Linked DNA regions of Homo sapiens: region 1 is linked to region 2. Evidence: read pairs that join two places in POLR2A ChIA-PET (ENCODE). Cell type or tissue: GM12878. All regions are shown on one strand. Links, peaks and the distances in the headings refer to the core of each region. The heading gives the core; the rest is flanking DNA.

Region 1 (2,916 bases), core at 314-2,813, 82 kb before region 2:
CACCACAACCTCTGCCTGCTGGGTTCAAGCAATTCTCCTGCCTCAGCCTCCCGAGTAGCTGGGACTACAGGTATGTGCCACTATGCCCGACTAAGTTTTTGTATTTTTAGTAGAGACGGGGTTTCACCATGCTGGCCAGGCTGGTCTTGAACTCCTGACCTTGTGATCCACCCGACTCAGCCTCCCAAAGTGCTGGGATTACAGGCTTGAGCCACCACGCCCAGCCGCAGGCTGTTGCAATAATTTTTTTTTTTTTTTTTTTTTTTTTTTTGCGACGGAGTCTCGCTCTGTCACCCAGGCTGGAGTGCAGTGGCGCGATCTCAGCTCACTGCAAACTCCGCCTCCCAAGTTCAAGCAATTCTCCTGCCTCAGCCTCCTGAGTAGCTGGGATTGCAGGCGCCCGCCACCACGCCCAGCTAATTTTTGTATTTTTAGTAGAGACAGGGTTTCACCATGTTGGTCAGGCTGGTCTTGAACCCCTGACCTCGTGATCCACCGACCTCGGCCTCCCAAAGTGCTGGGATTACAGGCATGAGCTATCACGCCCAGCTGCAATATTTTAAATATATTTTAGTATAAAGTGAAGGGCCTCTGACGTCCATCTAGTAAGAATCGGGCCACATATTCATAGACTGACAGTTTCAATCTTTGCAGACTTTGTCCTTTGAAGTTTGCTTTGCTTTCTCTTTTCACACTTTGGTAGCATCTTTCAGTTCTCTGCTGCTCCAGAGAGGAACATTATGGCCTCTTGATTGGATGGATAAAGGGTCCAGCCCTGACCCATTGGCTGCTAGAAGGGCCAGGGGCAAAAAGATGACCCCATTAACCACCTTTTCCACCTGTACTTCAGTCTTACTTGCAAATTGTTTTTTCTCATGTCTTTTCATCATAGTCTATACAATCATCTTGTCAACAAGTTATCGTAAAAATTGTTGAAAAGGATCTATTAATTCTCAGCCCAGAGGCTGTCCTTTGGATTTCTTTGTGACTATTGCTTTGGTCTTACATGTGGCTGATATCAGCTTGTTTTGAAAATCCAAACACTAGTCCACATTTTCACCTAGTAAAGTCATTGATGCCTTCTTTGTGGCCAGTTATAAGGAGCTTTTTCATCTAATTCATGATGACCCAGGAACCTTACCTCCATGACAAAAATGTTCCTGGAACTCAGCTTCCCAACGTCATCTCTACTTCAGTTCTTTAGGTTGCCAGATGTTGAAGATAAATCACTTTAACTGTGGTTGCATAGAATTGGTTGGGAATCACATGAGTTTCTTCATGTAAAAACTACCAAGACCTCTGCTTTGGGTCTAGATCCTGGTTTATGCTGCCTTCTTCAAAACTAAGGGGAGATGCTGGGACTTGCTGTTAGCTCCATTTTTTTTTTTAATTGCATGATTCTCTGACTTTGCTGAGGAGTTGTAGATCCAAGTTCAAACATACATTGGCAACTACACCCAAATGCAGCCAAGATACAAGGGTCTACATGTGATACAGGGTCTAATTAGCCATGTGACTTTGGACAGGTCATTCTCTCTGGCTTTGATTTTCTCATTTGTAAAATGATGTATTAAATTGGGGCAAAAGTAATTGCAGTTTTTGCCATTAAAAGTAATGAATTCGGTTCTTCCTAATAATTGAATTAGGTTCTTTCCAGGCCCTTTTCTGGTTCTTTCCATTTCTAAAGGTCTATGATGAATAGGCCAACCATGTCATCATGGGTTCCAGCGCAGCACCCTAGAGCCCCACACCTCATTCCTGGCAGGCACGCACATCTCCAAATAGGGCTCCTTAGTTTTTAAAGAAGGGAAAACGGATAAGGAGAACTGAAACCCACATACTTTCAGTTCTGACTTTGTGAGTTTTGAATTTAAATGCTTTCTCATATGAAACAGTGAGTGGGCAGAAGCATTCTACAAGAAGAGAGCCCTGAAGTTAGATGAGCAATGAGCAATCCCTTTCTGTTGGTGATTCTCTTTTGAAACAAAACGCATCACTGCTCAAAGCTCAACTGCCAAAAAAAAGAAAGAAAGAAAGAGGGAGAGAGAGAGAGAGAGAGAAAGAAAGAAAGAAAGAAAGAAAAGAAAGAAAGAGAGAGAAAGAAAAGCTAAGAGTAAGGAGAAAAAAGAAAAAGAGAGAGAGAACCCACCACCCTGTGCGAACAGCACAGCTGAACAAAGGGAAATAGAAGGTAGTGGCATGTGAATCCACGTGGCCCTTTGCCAACCCACTTGCCTCTCACGCTGCCACACTTGCATATATCAGGGTAATTTCTGGGATGGAGGTTTTTACTGAGCACTTGTTGGCAGAGAGATTTTCTCCCAGTCTCATGACGTTCACAAAAAGCTAGTACTGAGAGGAAAAAACTGCTGGGACTTACATGTAATAGCATCTTCCAAGCAGCTCTATAAGATGACTAACATTTCAGCTGGACACGAGACAAAACTTGGCACCAGAAATGGTGGATGATGGTGCACCACCACTGCTTCATGCAGCCCACTATCGAGGCAAGGGGGTCTGAGCACATTGCCTGCAAATAATATGTTTGCAACTTTTCAATTCATTTGAGTCCTGACTTAAAAAAAAGCGTGCCAGGCAAATGATCATCTGCATGACTTTTCAGAAGGTTTTGCCCTGCTAGCCCTTAAATGATATGTGAAAACAAATCAGGGAGTTGGGGCCATCTGAAATGTAGCTTGAGAGGGTAAGAGAAGATGGAGAGACATGCTAAGGGTTTAAATAGGAGGAACCAATGAGGAAAAGCACATGACACTATTATAGTGGAATTTTGCCTTTTTTTGGCCATTCCTGTATTTCCATAGTTGTAACCATTTGTTACAAGCTATTCCTCTGATTTTTTTTTTTTTTGCATCTTATAAAAGTGAGGAGTCTATAAAAGACAACATTTTGTAGGCC
Region 2 (2,916 bases), core at 311-2,810:
GACCCTTAGTGAGTTTTAAGAAGACAGGCCACCATAGCAGCTGTAGCTAAATAAGCATTTGCTGTATAAGTCAATTACTAAAAATTGTGTGTTGTCTACTTAGAAATGTTTCTTGGGGTGTTTATTAAGGTGTGTGACTTTGAGAATGAGGAATAGAGGAAATGGAAGACGAGTAAGAGAAACCATCCTCCATTTGAGATATCGTGACCCAGCTCTGTTTCCTTTGCTCTCTGTCTGAAGTTAAAAAAAACAAAAACAAAAACAAAACAAAACAAAACAAAAATTAAAAACCCTCAATGGAGAAATATATAAATATTTACAAAGGCTTCTCTTCTATCTACAATACCTTTGTGCAAGATATATCATCTTAAAATCTTGCAATTTGATTGCAGTTGAAATTAATGGTGCAAGAGGTTTTCTTTTTTGTTTGCTTTTTTCTTCATAACGGAAGTGTAATCTCCTTGCAAAGCTTGTGAGCATGCATCCTAAATTGTGAACTTCATCTGCCATGGAAGGGAAAACCTTGACCCAATACCATTGGGATCTAAAAGTGTGATTCCTAGGATTCTGAGCATACTACACGAGATTTAAGGCCCCTTTCAGACTCTGCATTAATGCTTGTTCAGTAGTGATAAATAACATTGATTGGTATTGAGACCAGATTAATAACAGAAGGCAGCTAAAAGGTATTCCCTCTTAGCCTAATTTCCCAAAGGGCATCACTCAGCTGCATTAGTGGGGCGAGGCTCTTCCTTCTCTAAGTGGTGTCTTTAGAAGCTTGAGGGATTATTGCTCAGGGGAAAATGGCTCAATCTGCGGGATTCTTTTTCTTTTTGAGATGGAGTTTTGCTCTTGTTGCCCAGGCTGGAGTGCAATGGCACAATCTCGGCTCACCACAGCCTTCGCCTCCTGGGTTCAAGAGATTCTCCTGTCTCAGCCTCCTGAGTAGCTGGGATTACAGGTGTGCACCACCACGCCCAGCTAATTTTGTATTTTTAGTAGAGATGGGGTTTCTCCATGTTGGTTAGGCTGGTCTCGAACTCCCGACCTCAGGTGATCCACCCGCCTCAGCCTCCCAAAGTGCTGAGAGGGATTCTTAAGAGCAGCTGAGAAAGGGCCCTGCACTTCAGCTGGCTCCAGTTTGTCATCCTTTGTCTGGTATCTTCAGACAAGACATTGCAATAAGAAAAAATAAATACAGTGTGAGAAATCAAATGGTTTTTGTCAAAGTGTAAAAGGGACTGCATCTGACTAACACTGGAGTTGGACAGAAGCCATAAAGGATGTTTTGTGTGAATGTTTCCGGCTGCAAAATCTACCTGACTGTTGCACTGAAACCACAACTATCTATCACATGCTTGTGAGAAACCCCCAGGAGCTTCCTGTTTCGTGTGGGTCGTGAGAAGATTGCACAGCACAGTACAGCTTTCATTGTCTTTGAGCTAATCTTAAGCTAGGAGAAGGAAGGAGAATTCACATTTTGTATGTTTAGTTATTTGTGAAGTCTTTACACCCATAAATCGATTATGTATAAATTAGTATACAGATTCACTACCATGGAGAGGATACTGTGTACATCTGAGGATACTGTGTACATATGGTTGAGTCACTTCACCTAGGCCTTGGGGAGGAGTTGGGGCATCTCCAGGGTAAAGTAATGTGGTTTAGCACGGGGACTTCCAAGGAAGCATCAGTATGAGATAGGGGAACATGGCTGACCAACGGCAAGATGATGCCCCATGATGGAGCAGATGGGATTGGCGTGGGAGGGGTAGTTTGTGAGACCAGAAGACTTGCAATCTCTCCTGCTGAGACCAATACCAACCAAAGAATAATTAGAGAGCATGGAGGACAACATGATCTCATGTGAATCTCACATCATACCTTACAAGTTAACTCTGTGTATCGCCTAAGGAACGGCTGAAGCTTCTTTTCTTGTAAATGACAATAGACACATATCCAGTGCCATTAAGGACAGCATCTGGTCACCCAGTGGCCAATAATGTCAAAGTTCTGATCACAAGGTGAGCAGTTTCCTGAAGATAGAAGAGTACGATGGCCACAGCCATGGGTTCCAACATAGCCACTCTCTGGGGCCACCAGACACCCTCCTCACACTCCGCAGAGTTTGCTTAAATGTGCTCTGAGCTGGATGCATTTGCTAAAGGTTTGTCTCTTCCCCTTTGTTAACCCAAGAAAACAGAAGGACGTCTCAGCTAGACCCCAGCCGCTGCCACCCCATCTCTTCTCCAACTCTGCTCCGGCAGCTGGCGTTTCCTGTGTTCTCTCAGTGGGTTAAGAGAATGGTGGTGGCACATTGTCCCTTAATTAGACTGCAAGAGCAGCCATCTCCTGCTCAACTTGCCTGGGCAATCTTTTTATTCATCATACCTGAAAGTAACAGTAGTGGCTTTTTGTATGGCATATGTTATATGTAATCATGATGACCTTCTTATAAGCAGAAGAGTGGAAAAAATACAGGAGGAACTTAGAACTGACATTCTCACTTCCATCATGTGGATTAGACTATTAGCATGTTGCTGTGCCCCCATTTCATGTTATTAATTAATTAATTAGGGATCAGGTTGGGCGTGGTAGCTCACATTTGTAATCCCAACATTTTGAGAGACCAAGGCAGGAGGATCACTTGAGCCCAGGAGTTCAAGACAGCCGGGGCAACATAGCTAGATGCCACTGTTTCCATAAAAAATAAAAAATAAATTCAGGCATGGTGGTATGTGCTTGTGGTCCCAGCTACTTGGGAGGCTGAGGTGGGAGGATTGCTTGAACCTGGGAGGTCAAGGCTGTAGTGAGCTGTGATCGCACCACTGTACTCCAGCCTGGGCAACAGAGCAAGACCCCGTCACAAAACACACAAAAAAGGATCAGCAAGCTTAGGTGAAATATTATTTTCGT

Evidence for each region. ChIA-PET counts read pairs that join two places held together with the same protein. Peaks named below come from ENCODE experiments on the same cell type or tissue, not always from the same donor. Only the 100,000 strongest peaks of a DNase experiment are listed, where the experiment ranks them.
Region 1: POLR2A ChIA-PET joins it to region 2 with 47 read pairs; 14 of 35 experiments call an interaction of 5 or more read pairs at or near these places.

What each region holds. Positions count from the first base shown.
Region 1 is chrX:13,003,976-13,006,891 of GRCh38, forward strand. No RefSeq gene overlaps it. Among named protein-coding and RNA genes, the nearest start is that of TMSB4X, 30 kb to the left of the region's middle. RefSeq lists a silencer at 234-283 and enhancers at 734-793, 2,127-2,176. In GM12878, for the core only: no CTCF peak of the experiment used is centred there; DNase peaks (open chromatin) are centred at 1,816 and 2,300; H3K4me3 peaks cover 354 bases; H3K27ac peaks cover 2,500 bases.
Region 2 is chrX:13,086,101-13,089,016 of GRCh38, forward strand. All of the region lies in intron 3 of LOC105373133 (a long non-coding RNA gene), which reads left to right. Among named protein-coding and RNA genes, the nearest start is that of FAM9C, 43 kb to the left of the region's middle. RefSeq lists enhancers at 1,255-1,474, 1,545-1,704. In GM12878, for the core only: no CTCF peak of the experiment used is centred there; DNase peaks (open chromatin) are centred at 1,321 and 1,681; H3K4me3 peaks cover 726 bases; H3K27ac peaks cover 2,500 bases.